2 separate regions of the Homo sapiens genome follow, and region 2 is linked to region 1. A link is an interaction called in ENCODE POLR2A ChIA-PET data of the cell type or tissue named here. Cell type or tissue: PC-3. All regions are shown on one strand. Each heading gives the region's core, and the rest is flanking DNA. Links, peaks and the distances in the headings are about the cores only.

Region 1 (10,265 bases), core at 840-8,839:
AAAAAAAAAAAAAAAAAAAGGAGGCAAATTATCTAGCATAACAGAGAAGATAAAAATATATTGAATGAAAAAAAGATTCAAGCATTTTAATGTAAAAATTGAACTGTAAATATTTCATCAAAATTCTTTATCTGTTGATCTGTACAGTCTTCTCTAGATCTATTGATTGAAATGGACTAAGATCAATTCAGCCTATACCAGATGTCTATTGGTCTATTTGTATTTTGTCTTCTTGTCTATTAGTATTTTTCCGTTGAAAGTAACTAGGAATCTTTGGGAGGGTTAGTTGATCCCATGTCAGGAGCAGGAATGTACAAGCAGAATCTGGAACACTTGGCTGAGTCAGAAAGAAATGAAGCTTTGAAATAGTAATATGGTCATGCTAAGCACATAGAGGACACACAAAAGAAGTTGTGAATACTTGAGCATCAAAAGGAGAATGATGACTGTAATTACTTAAAATACATTGAATCTATGAAAAGGCCATAATAGTGAACCAAATGGCAAATTAACATAAGATGGTTTTATAAGAAGATTAATATAAAAAAATCTTTTGAGCCTTCTTAGATATACAATATTATCAACACTTTTATCAAGAATGTATATGAAAATTAGCTAACATGACAAAAATATTAGGAGACTTTCACTGACTCAAGGAAGGAGATCAGTTAAATAATAACATACATTGTAATATGAAGTTAAAGAAAACCATGTGAAATATCTGAAAATTAATTATCATTTCAATTATTGATCAGTGTTCTACACACCTAAAAAATATAAAAGGATGCAAGAATTCATCAAGTCTAAAAGTCTTTAACTAAAATTTGTACAGCAGAGGACCCTATTAAGTTCTAAAGTCTTTAGAGTTAGGGGAAAGATGTTTATGTAACTCAGTTTATCAACCATAGAGGGAGCTGCATAACTCTATAAGTAGAAATATGAATCATGTATTGTTTTCAACTGAAATCCAACAGCATATGCTAAGTGATCATATACGTTCTGAAGTAAACTACTGAAAAAGTTTAACATGTCCCATGCAGTTGAGAGAGACAAATGGAAAAAACCCAGTCAGGCAGGCAGTTAGAGTGGGTCTTTGGTTGAATTCTTTCAAACAAAAGAACAGCTTGTAGAAACAGATAAGGGAATTTGCACGTGGGGTGGGGTTGGGGGGAGGGGGCTTGCCTAAGATGTGCCCACAACTGCACAGATAAGAAAAACTACACAAGTGACTTGCCCAGACATGCCCGCAATGGAAAATTCCATGAGCAAAGCAATATGGAGAAACTCAAGCTAAGGGCCCTGCATGCACATTAGGAGGACAGGGTGGAGCCACCAGAATTCATGCTTTATGCAAATGAGATGCCCTGCCCTCATCAGTTTCTTTTAAAAGCCTTTGCATTCCACTGTAAAAATGGCAACCCTTTTTCTGGGACCCCATTCTGTAGCGAAAAGCTGTTCTCTTTCTTTCGCCTATTAAATTTATGCTCTAAACCTTACCCTTGTCATGTCTGAGTCCTTGATTTCCTTTGCCATGAGAACAAGAACCTCGAGTGTCACCCCAGACAATGATGCTGCTTCACAGTTACCACATGTAGGCTAAATCTCTGATAGTAAGTAATCTCAAGTAATCTCAATTAAACGAAGATAGTAATTTTTTTTTTCTTAGTAGATAAGGTTTTTGTTTTGTTTTGTTTTGTTTTTTGAGATGGAGTCTCACTCTGTCAACCAGGCTGGAGTGCAGTGGCATGATCTTGGTTCACTGCAACCTCTGCCTCTGGGTTCAAGTGATTCTCCTGCCTTAGCCTCCTGAGTAGCTGGAACCACGGGCATGTGCCACGACACCCAGCTAATTTTTGTGTTTTTAGTAGAGGTGGGCTTTCACCATGTTGGTCAGGTTGGTCTCAAACTCCTGACCTCAAGTGATCCACCAGCCTCAGCCTCCTAAAGTGCTGGGATTACAGGCGTGAGCCACCACACTTAGCCTGGATAAGCATTTTTTTTTTTTTTTTTAATCTCAGATTTAGGACTAAGTAGACAAATGTTTCTGAGAACCAAGCTCATATTATTAATATTTTTGTGTTAAGGAGGTTTTGCATATTTACCAATTTATGTGCTTGTAGTACATAAAATGTTTTAGCTTTTTCAAATGGTAGTATTATAACATTAATTTGAAAATATATTTTAGCTTAATAAATAGTTGCAAAATATTTTAGTTCAACAACTAGTTGTAGTTAGTTTAATAATTTTTAGCTGAAATCTTAGTAAGTTATATTTAGTGTTGAAATATCTAAAAGATATTTAATTTACTAAATTGATAAAAATTATGTCAGTATTCAAGAAACTGCTATTGTCTAAATTCAGCATTCGAATACTGGAAAGGAAAATTTAGTATGGCAAATAAAGTTTCAAATGCCCTAATGTGTTTAATTAAGTTTCTCTCTGTGATAAACATTTAAAAATCTTTAGATATGACTGTTAAAATTTAATAGTTTATCAATAACCAGTGAATCGAGAAACCAAACTACACTGGGTATGTTCAGTCTGAAACCTCATTTATTCAATAACTCCTTGTGATAACTGCAAAAATCTTTCAATGCACAAGAAATAGAAAAACATTTTAAAGTTGAAACATCATGGAATATCATGGATATCAAAAATAATATAAATTTTAATTTCTGTTTTATATTCATGTTCTACAAATACGAAGATGTAAAATACTTCAGTGTTCCAGTTATTTCTCAGTTTCGTTTAAACAAGTAAGAATAGAAAATATTTGCAAATTCAATTTATTTCAGTGCTTATATAATTATTTATTGTATTTAAAAATTCAAACATGTTATCATAATAAACCCAACTTGACTTCTTTATTTTAGTATTGAGTGACAAAAATCAACACTTGGGAATGGAAGAAAGGGCATGGCAATATTCTATGACCATTTCTTTGTGGTGTTCCCTGTAAGGCATTAGAATGCACATTGTCACTATTCACTATACTCTGGAGAACTGGCTTCAGAGCTGAGTAGGGGATTTTACTTAAGTTCTGTTGGGTGACTGCCCCAGTTGGCAAGAACCAACTCTCTTCAATTAGATATAGATTTTGTTTTATTAACCAAAATTCTAAAACTATATCAGGTGTTGCCTCTAGTAGTACAAAAGAAAGCAATAACTTTTCCACATTTTAAATTTATTTATTGCACCAACAAAATTCGAATATTTAATTATTATAATCGTTACCTCTAGCCTTTAAAGCACTAACCACCAATTATCTCACCCGCTGACCGCCAATCTCAGTCTGCTCAGAACCGTCCAATTTTATCACTGAAACTCCTCAGTTCCAAGCATAAGCGAGCAGGCAGTTCTGCGTTTAAATTATTTTATGTATAGCTGTTTTTATAGCATTGTTGTTTATAGCTGTGCTTTATAGCTACTTGAGTATTACTAGACACTTACCAAATCTCTCTCCTAGGAAAACATTCTAGGTGTTTCTGCTGAGGAAGTTGGGTTGAGCTACTCATGTTCTAGTATTAACTTGAACACAAAATTATGATGGTAAAAGTTCTTGGAGATTTCAGATTTTATGAATGAAGTCATCAAGTCTCTGCTTATTCTTCCCTAAGAAATGTTACAAAATCATTCTGATGGAAAGTTCTGTATCACAATTAGCTTTGCTTTTGTTTGTTTGTTTGTTCATTTTTTGATGTTGTTTTTAGAGGCAGTCTTGCTCTGTTGCCCAGGCTAGAATGCAGTGGTGTGATCACAGCTCACTGCAGCCTTGAACTCCTGGGCTCAAGGTACCCTCCCGCCTCAATATCCTGAGTAGTTAGGGCTAACAGGTAGGAGCTACAATGTCCAGCTATTAATATCTTTTCTTTAAAAAATTTGTGGAGATGAGGGTCATATTATGAATACAAAGCCTTAACTGGTGTCAAACTCTTGGCCTCAAGTGATCATCTTCCTTGAATTACCAAAGTGCTGGGATTATAGGCATGACTCATTGCACCAGCATTGTTTAGGTTTAGAATTCAGCAGTCAATTGTAATTTGTCTCTGCAATGATGCAATGATACAGTGAATCAACATGAGCAGAACTTGATTAGAATGACTGAAAGCTTGAAAGCTCAGAGTGGTAACAGCTCTGCCAATACATGTCTTGATGGTCATTTTTTAGATACAACTAGACTGTTACTACTAGGTTAATCGATTGCCAAGAAAATTCACAAAAGAAAAGAAACTACAAAAAGAAATGCATAGTAGTACTGTTAAAAGACATTAAACCTGAAATAGAAGAAATACATTTACAAATGCACAACAAAGGCACAAAAAGAAATGGCAATTTTCAGAGTAACATATTTGAGGAATATGTAAAGGGCTTTATCTTTGTGGTCTCTGAATATACTTAATAACTTTCAAATATGTAAAATAATATATATTTTAATGAAAACTCTTAACTCAATAATTTTAAAATAATATGTAAAAATCCTACAATATAGACTTTACAATTAAGAAATTTAGCTTTCAAAGTGAATATTCACCTAGTGGGAAATACTTTATATTAACAGTAATAAAGATGTATTTTTGTCTCTGATTTTACTTTGCAATATAGTGAAGAGTACTAATCAGAAAATCTTTCAGGCTAATATATTAAAACATATGTGCCTTTACTGAAAAATCAAACATTGTATAATTATAATATCATTTTCTTATTGATTTACAATATGATCTGATGAGTGACACAAATTTACGAGGCCATGTTCAAATATCACCCTTAGCCTTAAATCCTCTACCTCCTAGCCCTACCTATAGGCCAACCAACCCATTTTCTGCGCTACTGGATTTTGCCTCCTCTGACTTCCTCAAGGATTTTATGTCTGAAATTATTTTATTTTTTCTGTCTCATCTCTGTGTCATCAGCAGTTTTTTTTTTTGCTCCACTTTCACTAGCTAATTCCAAAATAGTACTTGAGATTCTTTACAATCTCTGCTTCATAATAAACACAGCTAAGCAATTAATTAAAAATAAATAAATAAATAAATAAATAAATAAATAAATAAAACCTCCCCAAACCTTCAACAGATGGTTTGGTAGATTTGTGAGATGGGAAAATGAAATCATTCATGAAATTCACTGTGATATTATTCTTTTGAAAAGATTATCTACTACTGTTTTATTAAGTAGGTTTGGTCAAGACCTTCAGTTTATTTTCTGTTAGCCTACATTAGAGAAAAATTAATAATATCTATTAATCCTCCATATTAAACCTACAGATAATTATTCTTTCATAAAGGAACCTTGCTCCCTGGCATTCTGTTAAAAAAAAAAAAAAAAGGAAAACAGGTTTTTGTTTACTCCAAAACACAAAGAAAGTTGTAATTGGATTTTAACTTAGGCCCAAATTCTGCCGTGGATAACATAATTAAACAGAATTAGAAAACTCTCACACTTTCTGACATGTTAACCTCAATAGCCTACAATAACAATTTGTGATCTACTGTCAGTCACTAAGTGTCAACCCTAACTCTTTGAAAAAGACATTGCTAGTAGACACCGGATTGAATGTCATAGTACAGGTGATAGTTGAATTCTGCTTATCAGTGCCCTGAAGGAAAATAAAGAGAAAGTGAAGCTTTTTGCTGGCTTTTTCTTCTGGTGATTAAATTTTTTATCACATTGTGAGTATATAAAAAAAATATTATTTGGCCTGGAGAGAGACATTCTGAATTTCAAAAAATCTCTATTCTATTATAGTCTATTCATTAAATAAATTATATTGACTTGAATTGATTTGAGTCCACTCCTATACATAAACTGCAACAATGGTCATTATTGGGTATGATGGGGTGGGAAATGCCAATGTCCCCCCTTTGCTTTGTTCTCTGATCTGAAGAAAAAAATAATCTTCAAAGCTATTTCTAATTGCCAAGCAATAGAAGTTGAGTGATAAGGCAACTATTACCAACTTTATTAAAAATTTATATATTGCAGTCATCGTATTATTTTTAAATGCCCTTTAGAATATCATGCAAGAGAAAAATGTCTGTTGTAGGAAACTGAATATCTAAATCCGTTACATTTTGTTGAAATGTGTCAGGAGTCTAAAAACATCATCCATCTTCAAAATGTGAAATTTATGAATAAATGACCTGAAGATCTGACTTTTGAAATATAATCTGTTGATCGTACTGGAAACTGATGAGTATGTATCGCTATTCTTTGGAGCATTTGGGCATTTGTTTACATTTTGGATCTGCCTCTTGATTGTGGTGTAACATTGTACAATGTACTTAAATTTGAGATGAAAGAATCAAACTCCTGGAATGTTGTTTGGACTGAATGGCAAAAAGCACCCAGGTATGCATCTGGAAGTTATTATTTATAATTATAGACCAATATATTTTCTAGAAGCTCTGAGAATAAGATAAAACCATTGTGTAATTTAACTGAAAAGGCTGAACTCATATTTCGTTTCCTTTGAAACAGGAGAGATCTAAAGTAGCCTATACTACCTCTTAGACATTTTGTTTGTTTTTCATTGAATAACATTAACTGATCGTATAATCACAAAATAAAATAGCCTCCAAAAAATAAATGTTCCATTTAGTATGTTGAGAATAATTATTGGCAAAAAAAGTGACCTACTCTTACTTTTAAATTTTTTTAATTAAAATGTAATTTAAAAAATTCAATATAAACTAAAACATTATCCTATTTATGCTATTCATAACATGGAATAAAATCAAAGTAGAAATTATCACACAGAATTTAAAGCATAAATGTTAATTATAAACCTGGCCAATAGGAAATTAGGATGTACTTATTAAGTAGTTCCATTAAGATAAGTTATCCTAATATGGCTCTTAAATTAGCTCAAAATTTACATAAAAAGCAATAATTATGAATATTAAGGGCCATATCTACTGTTTTATTAACAGCATCTTCTTTGCATTTAGTAACTGAGGTAAGGAGGGCATATTTAAAATATAATAATCATAGAAATTGTCTCTTTGTCAAGCTAATCTCTTCTAGTAAAGTACAAAGGTACAGACACAACTCTGCATTTAGAACAAATAATTGCTGCTTTTTTGCCTTTATTTTAACATTAAACTTTTCTGAAGAGTGTAGAGAATGCCATGGGACAGAATCCAGCATCATAATTCAATTTTATCCAACAAACGGCACACAAAGCCTACATTTCCATATAGAGTGGAACGCCAGGAAATAATTATCTACTGTACATTTAAATTTTTGTAGTGTAATTAAAGAAATTTAGACTAAATGACTAATCAACTTGCCTTGAATTGTAACAAGTAACAGTAAATATAAAAAGGTGTGTATACCACAATGTTTTCCAAACAATTTGGCTTGGTAGTGATTACATACTTTAGAAAACTTCTGCATACTGTTGTACAATTTAGACTGACATCTAAAAATTTGAACCATGAGTTTAAATACTTGCAAGGATATAATTCCCAATATGTTACATGTAGTTAAATTTAGAATTACATTAAGCATTTACATGTATAAATGTAATCTAACACCATAATATTTGATAATAATAATCATTCACTTACAAATACATAAGCAAGCACTTCTCTAATAGGTGTCAATTTTATGATGTCTCCTTTTGTTTTAAAACTTGTACTACCACTCCAGTTCCCCAGCAGAAAGTAAGCCCATCATCTTTTATTAATCTCCATATCGTACACCCTGAAATGAACAATTCTTCATACATACTCCACATGCACTTGAAATTCACTTTTTATTTCTATGATTAGAAGTTTCCAAATTTTAAAATAAACTATTCAGATTGAGTTTTCATTTCAATTGTTAATAAGAGTATTAATAAAGCCAATACAGAATACTATAAATTTCACTAATGGATAATTATTTAAAATACTTTTCTTAATGAGAGAGGAAACATAATACTTATTGCTAGTATGCCAACCAAGTACATAATAAATTTTATAGTTATGTATTTTTCAGGTGCTATAATTGGGAAAAAATCATTTATGTAAATGAGAATGGAAAGTGTTTTGTTATAACATTTCACTCAATGATTTGAATTCCATTAGAATTACAGGCTAGGAATCATACACTGGTTGAATGTTACAGTTAATATTTATAGATTTATTACCTGATAATTTACTGATCTTTTCAATTTTGTTGAAGAAAAAATGCAAAAAGATTCTTTTATATGTAATTAGAGTCAATCATATTTTAGTTTCTTGGAAGTATACTGTACCTGTTAATTTCCCATTTAGAGAAACTCCTTTATAAACTGAAATACTTAGATAATTTGGGAAAATTAAATTATTTTCAATCTCAATACACACTTTTCAATTATATACTTTTAATTAAAATATACATTTTATCATATGCTTAAATATATTTTCTGGAAAATTTTAGAGCTACAGGTTTAGTTCAATGAATATCAAAATCATCTTTCATATAAATGAATTGGCAAACCCAGTCTTCATTGTCTAAGCAATCAGCCAAATGAGATTTGCTTTTTGTTATAAAAAGGCCGAATTTATTTTTTCATCTAAATATTTGTATTAATATAGATTCCTATGACCACAATCTCTATTCTAGTTCTCATTCTCATTCAGTCTAGAACTCTCTTTCTCTCTCAAAAGATGGAAAGTGGGTCTTCCTACAATTAAAAAGATTTGGAATTGTCCCTTGTTTAGGTGGCTCAGGGTTTTTAATATCAATGACAATGCAAGATAAGAAGACTCAGGATGCCCAAGAGGCATAAACTTCTTTTGCAGTGCTAGAGACGGGGAATTGAGAAGAACGACATCAAAGAAGGAACTTATGGGAAGGAGTTTGTGTGGAAGTTGAGGATCTAAACAGCCATGCACGTGTACCCTTTGGGAAATCTTAACCTCCCAGGTATAGGTGTATGCCAAGGTCAAGACCAATGGGAAAAAGAACAGGTTTTAGCTGTATCTCCCAAATTGCAACTGCAAGGATTGTCAAGATGCAAGAGGTGGTGAGAATGAGAAGAGGCATTAATTTCAGGTAGAATAGGGAAGTTAAAAATACTAGAGAACCAAACGAAGGGACCCCAGGTTGTGATGTGAGAAATGAAGAGAGCGTTCTTGAGGGGACATATTGCTGGCTGGGGTCATGATCTGTTTTGATATCCTCAAATTCTAGATAATAAGGCCCATATTCATACAGAGTCCATTGGAATGAGGTAGCGCATCTTCATGCTCCAACTATGAATTCTCTTACACTTTCTAGAAGCAGAATCCTTATTAATAGTAAAGCAATGCTGTAGTCCTTTGTACCTTTATGGTTTCCATTTCCCACTGAAATAGTCAATAAATCCTAGTACTTACTGAAATAATATTAATCATGCCATGACAAAAATATCACCAATAAATTGATATATATGATTTTTTTTGCTCAAGCAGTAATTTTTAAATAATTAGGTTTTATGGTTTGTTGTTTAAAATCCAGATATAAACTCCAGTTAAATAGGCATTATGTTCTTTTAGCAGTGGTCCTTGACTCCAAGCTTAAATGCATTAAATGAACTTCTAAACTAAATATTTTCATGTGAGTTGCTAAGAGGTTTATTGAGGAATATAAATCAGTATCTAAGTTGGATAGCAGTCAGAGAGCTATGAATCAATAATTGAGAATTTGAAAATGAATTTTATGGAAAAGATAAAAAGAAGAAAATATATAATCCCTCAAATTCATTGCCAATTCAGTGCCAATTCAGTAGGGTTTTGAGTTGTTTTATAGTAATAATTTATGACATGTAAATTCTTTTTTGGAAGAATGGTATTAATTTAATGTGGCTAAATAGACTAGGAATATAATCTGTCCACATGTAATAGGACAGTATCTTCTGTCCTAGCTAAGAAAGGAAGCCAGAACTTGGCTTATTAGTATCTCTGGAAACACAGGTAAAAAAAATTGATGTCATCTTTTCATAGACAATAGAATCTTTATTTCAGCCATTTTACAAATCATGTTAACATTCAAAGAAATTTGGTTGGTATTTATAATATTTTAAATGAAAGTAACTAGGTGATATTTAGTATTATAAAGGGGAATTCTGAATATTTTCTCAATTGTAATAATTAGCAAATATATCTTACTTAGAAAAAATTACTGATTTCATTATTTCAGTTTTATATATTATGACATCATTTTCAGTGTCACTACGTTTTTTTCTTAAACTATTGACAGATTTTGAAAGAAAATATAAAAAATTCAAATTTTTTTAGAAAAACAGTAATCAGAGTATA
Region 2 (10,265 bases), core at 1,110-9,109, 250 kb after region 1:
CAACAGGACTTAATTAACCTCACCTTCAAGGTGTACAATAATAAAAAAAAAGTTGCAATTCCTTGCCTCCACTGAGAGACAAACCCCAGCCACATCTCCAGCACACAAGAACTTCCAAACGCCTGAACCGCAGCAGCCAGGCATTCCTCCAGAACCTCCTCCCCCAGGAGCTTGCTACACATGCCGGAAATCTGGCCACTGGGCCAAGGAATGCCCACAGCCCGGGATTCCTCCTAAGCCACGTCCCATCTGTGTGGGACCCCGTTGAAAATCGGATTGTTCAACTCACCTGGCAGCCACTCCCAAAGCCCCTGGAACTCTGGCCCAAGGCTCTCTGACTGACTCCTTCCCAGATCTTCTCCACTGAATGGCTGAAGACTGATGCTGCCCGATCGCCTTGGAAGCCCCATAGACCATCACGGACGCTGAGCTTAGGTAACTCTCACAGTGGAGGGTAAGTCCGTTCTCTTCTTAATCAATATGGAGGCTACCCACTCCACATTACCTTATTTTCAAGGGCCTGTTTCCCTTGCCTCCATAACTGTTGTGGGTATTGACGGCCAGGCTTCTAAACCTCTTAAAACTCCCCAACTCTGGTGCCAACTTAGACAATACTCTTTTAAGCACTCTTTTTTAGTTATCCCCACCTGCCCAGTTCCCTTATTAGGCCAAGATATTTTAACCAAATTATCTGCTTCCCTGACTATTCCTGGACTACAGCTGCATCTCATTGCTGCCTTCTTCCCAATCCAAAGCCTCCTTTGCATCCTCCCTTTGTATCTCCCCACCTTAACCCACAAGTATAAGATACCTCTACTCCCTCCTTGGTGACCGATCATGCACCCCTTACCATCTCATTAAAACCTAATCACCCTTACCCCACTCAATGTCAAGATCCCATCTAACAGCACGCTTTAAAAGGATTAAAGCCTGTTATCACTCACCTGCTACAGCATGGCCTTTTAAAGCCTATAAACTCTCCTTACAATTCCCCCATTTTACCTGTCCTAAAACCAGACAAGCCTTATAAGTTAGTTCAGGATCTATGCCTTATCAACCAAATTGTTTTGCCTATCCACCCAGTGGTGCCAAACCCATATACTCTCCTATCCTCAATACCTCCCTCCACAACCTGTTATTCTGTTCTAGATCTCAAACATGGTTTCTTTACTATTCCTTTGCACCCCTCATCCCAGCCTCTCTTCGCTTTCACTTGGACTGACCCTGACACCCATTAGGCTCAGCAAATTACCTGGGCTGTACTGCTGCAAAGCTTCACAGACAGCCCCCATTACTTCAGTCAAGCCCAAATTTCATCCTCATCTGTTACCTATCTCAGCATAATTCTCATAAAAACACACGTGCTCTCCCTGCTGATCGTGTCTGATTAATCTCCCAAACCTCAATCCCTTACAAAACAACTCCTTTCCTTCCTAGGCATAGTTAGTGTGGTCAGAATTCTTACACAAGAGCCAGGACCACACCCTGTAGCCTTTCTTTCCAAACAACTTGACCTTACTGTTTTAGCCTAGCCCTCACGTCTGCGTGCAGTGGCTGCCACTGCTTTAATACTTTTAGAAGCCCTCAAAATCACAAACTATGCTCAACTCACTCTGTACAGTTCTCATAACTTCCAAAATCTATTTTCTTCCTCATACCTGACGCATATACTTTCTGCTGTACTCACTCTTTGTTAAGTCCCACAATTACCATTGTTCCTGGCCTGGACTTCAATCCAGCCTCCCACATTATTCCTGATACCACACCTGACACCCATGACTGTATCTCTCTGATCCACCTGATATTCACCCCATTTCCCCATATTTCCTTCTTTCCTGTTCCTCACCCTGATCACGCTTGATTTATTGATGGCATTTCCACCAGGCCTAATCGCCACACAACAGCAAAGGCAGGTTATGCTATAGTACGAGCCACTAGCCCACCTCTTAGAACCTTTCGTTTCCTTTCCATCGTAGAAATCTATCCTCAAGGAAATAACTTCTCAGTGTTCCATCTGCTATTCTACTACTCCTCATGGATTATTCTGGCCCCCTCCCTTCCCTACACATCAAGCTCGAGGATTTGCCCCCACCCAGGACTGGCAAATTAGCTTTACTCAACATGCCCCGAGTCAGGAAACTAAAATACCTCTTAGTCTAAATAGACACTTTCATTGAATAAGTAAAGGCCTTTCCTACAGGGTCTGAGAAGGCCACCTCAGTCATTTCTTCCCTTCTGTCAGACATAATTCCTCAGTTTAGCCTTCCCACCTCTATACAGTCTGATAACAGACCAGCCTTTATTAGTCAAATCAGCCAAGCAGTTTTTCAGGCTGTTAGTATTCAGTGAAGCCTTTATATCCCTTATGGTCCTCCATCTTCAGGAAAAGTAGAATGGACTAAAGGTCTTTCAAAAACACACCTCACCAAGCTCAGCCACCAACTTAAAAAGGACTGGACAATACTTTTACCACTTTCCCTTCTCAGAAGTCAGACCTGTCCTCAGAATGCTACAGGGTACAGCCTATTTGAGCTCCTTTTTATTAGGCCCCAGTCTCATTCCAGACACCAGACCAACTTAGACTATGCCCCCCAAAAAAACTTGTCATCCCTACTATTTTCTGTCTATTCATACTCCTATTCTCCATTCTCAACTACTCATACATGCCCTGCTCTTGTTTACACTGCCGGTTTACACTGTTTCTCCAAGCCATCACAGCTGATATCTCCTGGTGCTATCCCCAAACTGCCACTCTTAACTCTTGAAGTAAATACATAATCTTTGCTGGCAGGACTATGCTGAATCTCCTTAGGCACTCTCTAATCAGATGTTCTAGGTCCTCCCAATTCTTAGACCTTTTATACCTGTTTTTCTCCTTCTCTTATTCCATTTAGTTTTTCAATTCATACAAAACCATATCCAGGCCATCACCAATAATTCTAAATGACAAATGTTTCTTCTAACAACCCCACAATATCGCCCCTTACCACAAAATCTTCCTTCAGCTTAATCTCTCCCACTCTAGGTTCCCACGCTGCCCCTAATCCCGCTTGAAGCAGCCCTGAGAAACATCGTCCATTCTCTCTCCATACCATCCCCCAGAAATTTTCGGCGCCCCACCACTTCAACACTATTTTGTTTTATTTTTCTTATTAATATAAGAAGGCAGGAATGTCAGGCCTCTGAGCCCAAGCCAAGCCATTGCATCCCCTGTGACTTGCACGTATATATGCCCAGATGGCCTGAAGTAACTGAAGAATCACAAAAGAAATGAAAAGGCCCTGCCCCGCCTTAACTGATGACATTCCACCATTGTGATTTGTTCCTGCCCCACCTTAACTGAGTGATTAACCCTGTGAATTTCCTTCTCCTGGCTCAGAAGCTCCCACACTGAGCACCTTGTGACCCCCGCCCCTGCCCACCAGAGAACAACCCCCTTTGACTGTAGTTTTCCATTACCTTCCCAAATCCTATAAAATGGCCTCACCCCTATCTCCCTTCACTGACTCTCTTTTTGGACTCAGCCCGCCTGCACCCAGGTGAAATAAACAGCCATGTTGCTCACACAAAGCCTGTTTGGTGGTCTCTTCACACGGACGTGCATGAAAATTACCATTAGTAATGCCACTGATTGAATGGTTTTTAAAACATAACCCTGGGTTACACATTCCCTGTGTACTAAATCCAGTCAGCGACAATGACCCCTGCTTCTCCTATGGTCTGCTCTAATCTGAGTTTCAAAGCTCTATTGATCTTCACATTCATACTAGAATTCTTTCTTAGCAGGCCAGAGCTCGAACTAGGATCCTTTCTTCCCCAGATTCTCCCACCAACTCTACCTTTTACAATTTTCTTTTAAAAATCCAAAAAAGAATTGATATGAGTTAAATGTGTCAAATTTAGTAAAACTTTAAGCACTATGTCCAGAGCATTGCACACACACACACATATATATATGGCTTGTTAAATTTAAAATGAAGCATGTAAAGTTTTTTAAAGTAAAAACAGAATTTGGAAAGAATGAAAATTCTGCAATTATTAAGTTTTCTGAAGAAAATATTTGAAATCTGCTGGTGTTTGCTCAAGAAACATTTGTTAAATATCTACAAATTATATACCTATGTCACACCATGCATTTGCTCTGCATAGAAATCTGCAGATTACCTAATTCTTAAACTGTTCTTGCTGTCATGTAAATAGTTATTTACAGCCTTTCTAAGCTGAGTAGTGTTCTAGGTACTGGCCACTGGGCAATGCACAAAACAAATGCAAATGTCTGCTCTCCAGCAGTTTAAATTCTAGTGAAGTGATGGAATATAGAGCAGGGGAAAGGACAGTAAGGGTCCCAGATAATAAACAAATACATGAAAAACATGTAGTTTGCAAGAGGATGATAAGTGGTAGGGAACATTGGAAAGATAGATGCAATTTTATAATGAATAGTCAGGAAAGTGTCAATGAGTTTCACTGTCTAATGAATGAAACAGAATTTTTTTTTTTTTTCGAAACAGACTTCTAAAAGAATAAGTGCAATAAGTTTTCAAAAGTGCAGGATGACATCCCAGTTACCTTGTATTAGCTTGCTAGGGCTGTGATGTAGTTTGGGTATTTGTCCCTGCCCAAATCTCATGTTGAATTGTAATCTCCCGTGCTGGAGATGGAGCTTAGTGGGAAGTGTTTGGATCATGGAGGCGGATCCCTCATGGCTTGGTGCTGTCTTCCTTATAGTGAGTTCTCATGAGATGTGGTAATTTAAGAGTGTGTGGCACCTTTCCCTTCACTCTCTCCCCTTCTTCTGCTTTCCACATGTGATGTGCCTGTTCCCCCTTTGCCTTCTGCCATGAATGAAAGCTCTCTGAGGCTTCGTCAGAAGCTGAGCAGATGCTAGCACCATGCTTCCTGTAAAGCCTGCAGAACGTGAGCCAATTAAACCTCTTTTCTTCATAAATTATGCACTCCCAGGTATTTCTTTACAGCAATGCAAAAGCGACCTAACACAGGCTTCCATAACAAAATATCACAGATGGGATGACTTAAACATCAGGAGTTTCTTTTCTTACAATTTTGGAAGCTGGAAGTCCAAGATCAAGGTACTGGCAGGGTTGATTTCTTCTAAGGCCACTGTCTTTGGCTTGCCTATGGCTGCCTTCTCTTCGTGTGCTCACATGGTCTTTCCTTTGCGCTAATGCATCTCTGGTATCTTTCTGTGTATTTAACTTTATTAATCTGATAAGGGCTGGTCAGATTACACTAGGCCCATACTAAAGGCCTCCTTTTCACTTAACTGTCTCTTTAAAGGCCCTGTTTCCAAATATAGTCACAGTCCAAGGTACTAGAGGTAAGAACTTCAACATGCGACTTATGGGCCGGGTTGTGGGGAGAGCACAGTCCATAACATCTCTCTTAAAATTTGAGAGAGATAGCTGGGAATTAAAACCCTGATTTTATCTTCTTGCAGCCCTATTCTCTGAAGCATAGTGAATTATGTATCATAATTCCATGCTGTATGCTAAATTGCAGATAATATCTGGTTTTCAGAACTGTTTATTGTGAAGCCCTGAAGTTGCAGCTGCCCCAGGAGGAATGTGGCTTGACATATATTCCCAGAGAGGTTTGCTAACAAACATAATTCATGCTTGGTTAAGGGAAGGAGAGGTAGTTTCCCTCCCAGTCCCTGACCAACAGAGCACACCCAGTGCATGGAGTGGTCTGACAGCTGGCCTGATAGTCCAAGACCTCTCAATAGGACTGTTTGGCTATGAATGACAGTGCTGCCCGCTTTCAGCCTTTCAAATCAAATTATGATGACTGATGGGACCCCATTAAGTCTTGTGGGTCTTTTTGTTGACTCTGATTTCCAAAACAATTAATATTAAATTAGAGGCCAGGTAGAATGTGAAGCGGGAAGAGCAAGTCGTAACAAAGAGTTTCAACAAACTCTTTTTGCATGCATTTCATATATGTTCAGCAGGCACAAAACTATCGTCTTTTCAAAGATGACAGAGGCAGTGACATTAACGAAGCGTGAAAGTTTTAAACTACAACGAGCAGATTGGGAACTGCAAGGGTTTTAGTGTAGATAAAACATAGTCAGGGGCACAAATCAAGAGATTAAGGAGGAAAATAGGTGTTGAGACCATTGAAGGTTCTTTCAGGCTTACTAAGAATTTGTTTCCTATTTGGTAGTCATAGAATGTCAATTTAACTGAAATGCTTTACACTAAAGAATTTGATGATTAAATGCGTGTTTTTAAAAATGAATTCCATTGGCCAAATGACAGATGACTTTAAGTGCTTACTTCTTTACTGCCCAGAGATCTTTCAAGATCCCATTAAACCAAAGTACTAAAACTCAAAATATTTGTTTCATTGTGCCCTTTAGAAATGTGAACTTACAAAAGATTCAGTGCAGAAAACAAGAAAATAAACATGAAACATTAGTTCAAATGAGGTGTGCTTATCACATCAGGGCACTGGGTCTTAAACCTTGGTGTGCCTCCAATCTAGGGTAAATGAAGAGAGAGATTTTTCCATGGGTGTATCTGGAGATGTACGCATGTTAAAGCATAACAAAATTTGGGATTAATCAATTGTTCATCAGTGGGAGAATGGATAAATATTTGTGAAATGTTCATACACTTGAATCAGAGGTATAGAAATGTACAGAGAAGAGCTAAAAACACAGCGTGGAATAAAAAATTAAGTTGCAAGAATAAGTTGCTCTGTATTGACTGACAGCATTTATATAACTTTGTAAAAACATAATGAAACACATTACTTATAGAAACAGAATTTCAGTACAAACATGGTCTAATGGAACACTCATCAAATTCATCACATTGGTTCACTCAGAGTGGGAAGGTAGGGAAATGAACTTTAAGATAGGAAAAAAAGGGATTCTATTTTATTTCTAAACTATTGCAAAAATGACAAATATAAATATAGTTAATCCTAGGTCATGAGTATGCACTTCTGTAAATCTCTGTACTTTTCTAAAATTGTTTTCACTTTTTCAAATCATCTTTTAAAGAGACTTTCATGCTCGTGCATGTGAAGAGACCACCAAACAGGCTTTGTGTGAGCAACATGGCTGTTTATTTCACCTGGGTGCAGGCAGGCTGAGTCCAAAAAGAGAGTCAGCGAAGGGAGATAGGGGTGGGGCTGTTTTATAGGATTTGGGTAGGTAAAGGAAAATTACAGTCAAAGGGGGTTTGTTCTTTGGCGGGCAGGAGTGGGGGTCCCAAGGTGCTCAGTGGGGGTGTTTTTTGAGCCAGGATGAGCCAGGAAAAGGACTTTCACAAGGTAATGTCATCACTTAAGGCAAGGACCGGCCATTTACACTTCTTTTGTGGTGGAATGTCATCAGTTAAGGTGGGGCAGGGCATATTCACTTCTTTTGTGATTCTTCAGTTACTTCAGGCCATCTGGGCTTATATGTGCAAGTCACAGGGGATGCAATGGCTTGGCTTGGGCTCAGAGGCCTGACATTCCTGCCTTCTTATATTAATAAGAAAAATAAAACAAAATAGTGTTGAAGTGTTGGGGCAGTGAAAATTTTTGGGGGGTGATATGGAGAGAGAATGGGTGATGTTTCTCAGGGCTGCTTCAAGCGGGATTAGGGGCAGCGTGGGAACCTAGAGTGGGAGAGATTAAGCTGAAGGGAGGTCTTGTGGTAAGGGGTGATATTGTGGGGTTGTTAGAAGAAACATTTGTTGTGTAGAATTATTGGTTATGGCCTGGATATGGTTTTGGATGAATTGAGAAACTAAATGGAATAACAGAAGGAGAAAAACAGGTATAAAAGTTCTAAGAATTGGGACAACTCAGGATATCTGATTAGATAGTGCCTAAGGAGATTCAGCATAGTCCTGCCAGCAAAGATTATGTATTTACTTCAAGAGTTAAGAGTGGCAGTTTGGGGATAGCACGAGGAGATATCAGCTGTGATGGCTTGGAGAAACTGTAAACCGGCAGTGTAAACAAGAGCAGGGCATGTATGAGTAGTTGAGAACGGTGAATAGGAGTATGACTAGACAGAAGATAATAGGGATGACAAGTTTTTTGGGGCACAGTCTAAGTTGGTCTGGTGTCTGGAATGAGACTGGGGCCTAATAAAAAGGAGCGTCTATACAGGAGCTCAAATGGGCAGTACCCTGTAGCATTCCGAGGACAGGCCTGAATTCTGAGAAGGGAAAGTGGTTAAAGTATTGTCCAGTCCTTTTTAAGTTGGTGGCTGAGCTTGGTGAGGTGTGTTTTTAAAAGATCTTTAGTCCATTCTACTTTTCTTGAAGATGGAGGACCGTAAGGGATATAAAGGTTTCACTGAATACTAACAGCCTGAAAAACTGCTTGGCTGATTTGACTAATAAAGGCTGGTCTGTTATAAGAGTGTGTTGAGGTGGGAAGGCTAAACTGAGGAATTATGTCTGACAGAAAGGAAGAAATGACTGAGGTGGCCTTCTCAGACCCTGTGGGAAAGGCCTCTACCTATCCAGTGAAATTATCTACCTAGACTAAGAGGTATTTTAGTTATCTGACTCAGGACATGTTGAGTAAAGCTAATTTGCCAGTCCTGGGTGGGGGCAAATCCTCGAGCTTGATGTGTAGGGAAGGGAGGGGGCCTGAATAATCCTTGAGTAGTAGTAGAATAGCAGATGGAACACTGAGAAGTTATTTCCTTGAGGATAGATTTCCACGATGGAAAGGAAATGAGAGGTTCTAAGAGGTGGGCTAGTGGCTTGTACTATAGCATAACCTGCCTTTGCTGGTGTGTGGCGATTAGGCCTGGTGGAACCGCCATCAATAAATCAAGTGTGATCAGAGTGAGGAACACGAAAGAAGGAAATTTGGGGAAATGGGGTGAATGTCAGGTGGATCGGAGAGATACAGTCCTGGGTGTCAGGTGTGGTATCAGGAATAATGTGGGAGGCTGGATTGAAGTCTGGGCCAGGAACAATGGAATTGAGGGAGACTCAACAAAGAGTGAGTACAGCTGAAGGAGCCGGGGAGCAGAAAGTATATGCATCAGGTATGAGGAAGAAAATAGATTTTGGAAGTTATGAGAACTGTAGAGAGTGAGTTGAGCATAGTTTGTGATTTTGAGGGCCTCTAAAAGTATTAATGCAGCGGCAGCCACTGCACGCAGACATGAGGGCTAGGCTAAAACAGTAGGTCAAGTTGTTTGGACAGAAAGGCTACAGGGTGTGGTCCTGGCTCTTGTGTAAGAATTCTGACCGCACTAACCATGCCTAGGAAGGAAAGGAGTTGTTGTTTTGTAGAAGGTGCTGGGGTTTGAGAGATTAGTCGGACACGATCAGCAGGGAGAGCACGTGTGTTTTTATGAGAATTATGCCGAGATAGGTAACAGATGAGGAAGAAATTTGGGCTTGATTGAAGTAATGGGGGCTGTCTGTGAAGCTTTGCAGCAGTACAGCCTAGGTATTTTGCTGAGCTTGATGGGTGTCAGGGTCAGTCTAAGTGAAAGTGAAGAGAGGCTGGGATTAAGGGTGCAAAGGAATAGTAAAGAAAGCATGTTTGAGATCCAGAACAGAATAATGGGTTATAGAGGCAGGTATTGAGGATAGGAGAATATATGGGTTTGGCACCACTGGGTGGATAGGCAAAACAATTTGGTTAATAAGGCGCAGATCCTCAACTAACTTGTAAGGCTTGTCTGGTTTTAGGACAGGTAAAATGGGGGAATTGTAAGGAGAGTTTATAGGCTTTAAAAGGCCGTGCTGTAGCAGGCGAGTGATAACAGGCTTTAATCTTTTTAAAGCGTGCTGCGGGATGGGATATTGGGGTTGAGTGGCGTAAGGGTGATTAGGTTTTAATGAGATGATAAGGGGTGCATGATCAGTCACCAAGGAGGGAGTAGAGGTATTTTATACTTGCGGGTTAAGTTTGGGGGATACAAGAGGAGGATGCAAAGGAGGCTTTGGATTGGGAAGAAGGGCAGCAATGAGATGCAGCTGTAGTCCAGGAATAGTCAGGGAAGCAGACAATTTAGTTAAAGTGTCTCAGCCTAATAAGGGAACTGGGCAGGTGGGGATAACTAAAAAGGAGTGCTTAAAAGAGTATTGTCTAAGTTGGCCCCAGAGTTGGGGAGTTTTAAGAGGTTTAGAAGCCTGGCCATCAATACCGACAACAGCTGTGGAGGCAAGGGAAAAAGGCCCTTGAAAAGAAGGTAATGTGGAGTGGGTAGCCTCCGTATTGATTAAGAAGGGGACGGGCTTACCTTCCACTGTGAGAGTTACCTGAAGCTG

The links. Peaks named below come from ENCODE experiments on the same cell type or tissue, not always from the same donor. Only the 100,000 strongest peaks of a DNase experiment are listed, where the experiment ranks them.
Region 2: POLR2A ChIA-PET joins it to region 1 with 9 read pairs; 2 of 35 experiments call an interaction of 5 or more read pairs at or near these places.

The regions. Positions count from the first base shown.
Region 1 is chr13:90,590,858-90,601,122 of GRCh38, forward strand. No RefSeq gene overlaps it. Among named protein-coding and RNA genes, the nearest start is that of LINC01049, 100 kb to the left of the region's middle. In PC-3, for the core only: a CTCF peak has its summit at 909; a DNase peak (open chromatin) is centred at 4,024.
Region 2 is chr13:90,841,537-90,851,801 of GRCh38, forward strand. No RefSeq gene overlaps it. Among named protein-coding and RNA genes, the nearest start is that of LINC00410, 80 kb to the right of the region's middle. RefSeq lists enhancers at 2,919-3,488, 6,717-7,467, 7,468-8,217. In PC-3, for the core only: no CTCF peak of the experiment used is centred there; no DNase peak of the experiment used is centred there; H3K4me3 peaks cover 3,914 bases; H3K27ac peaks cover 1,909 bases.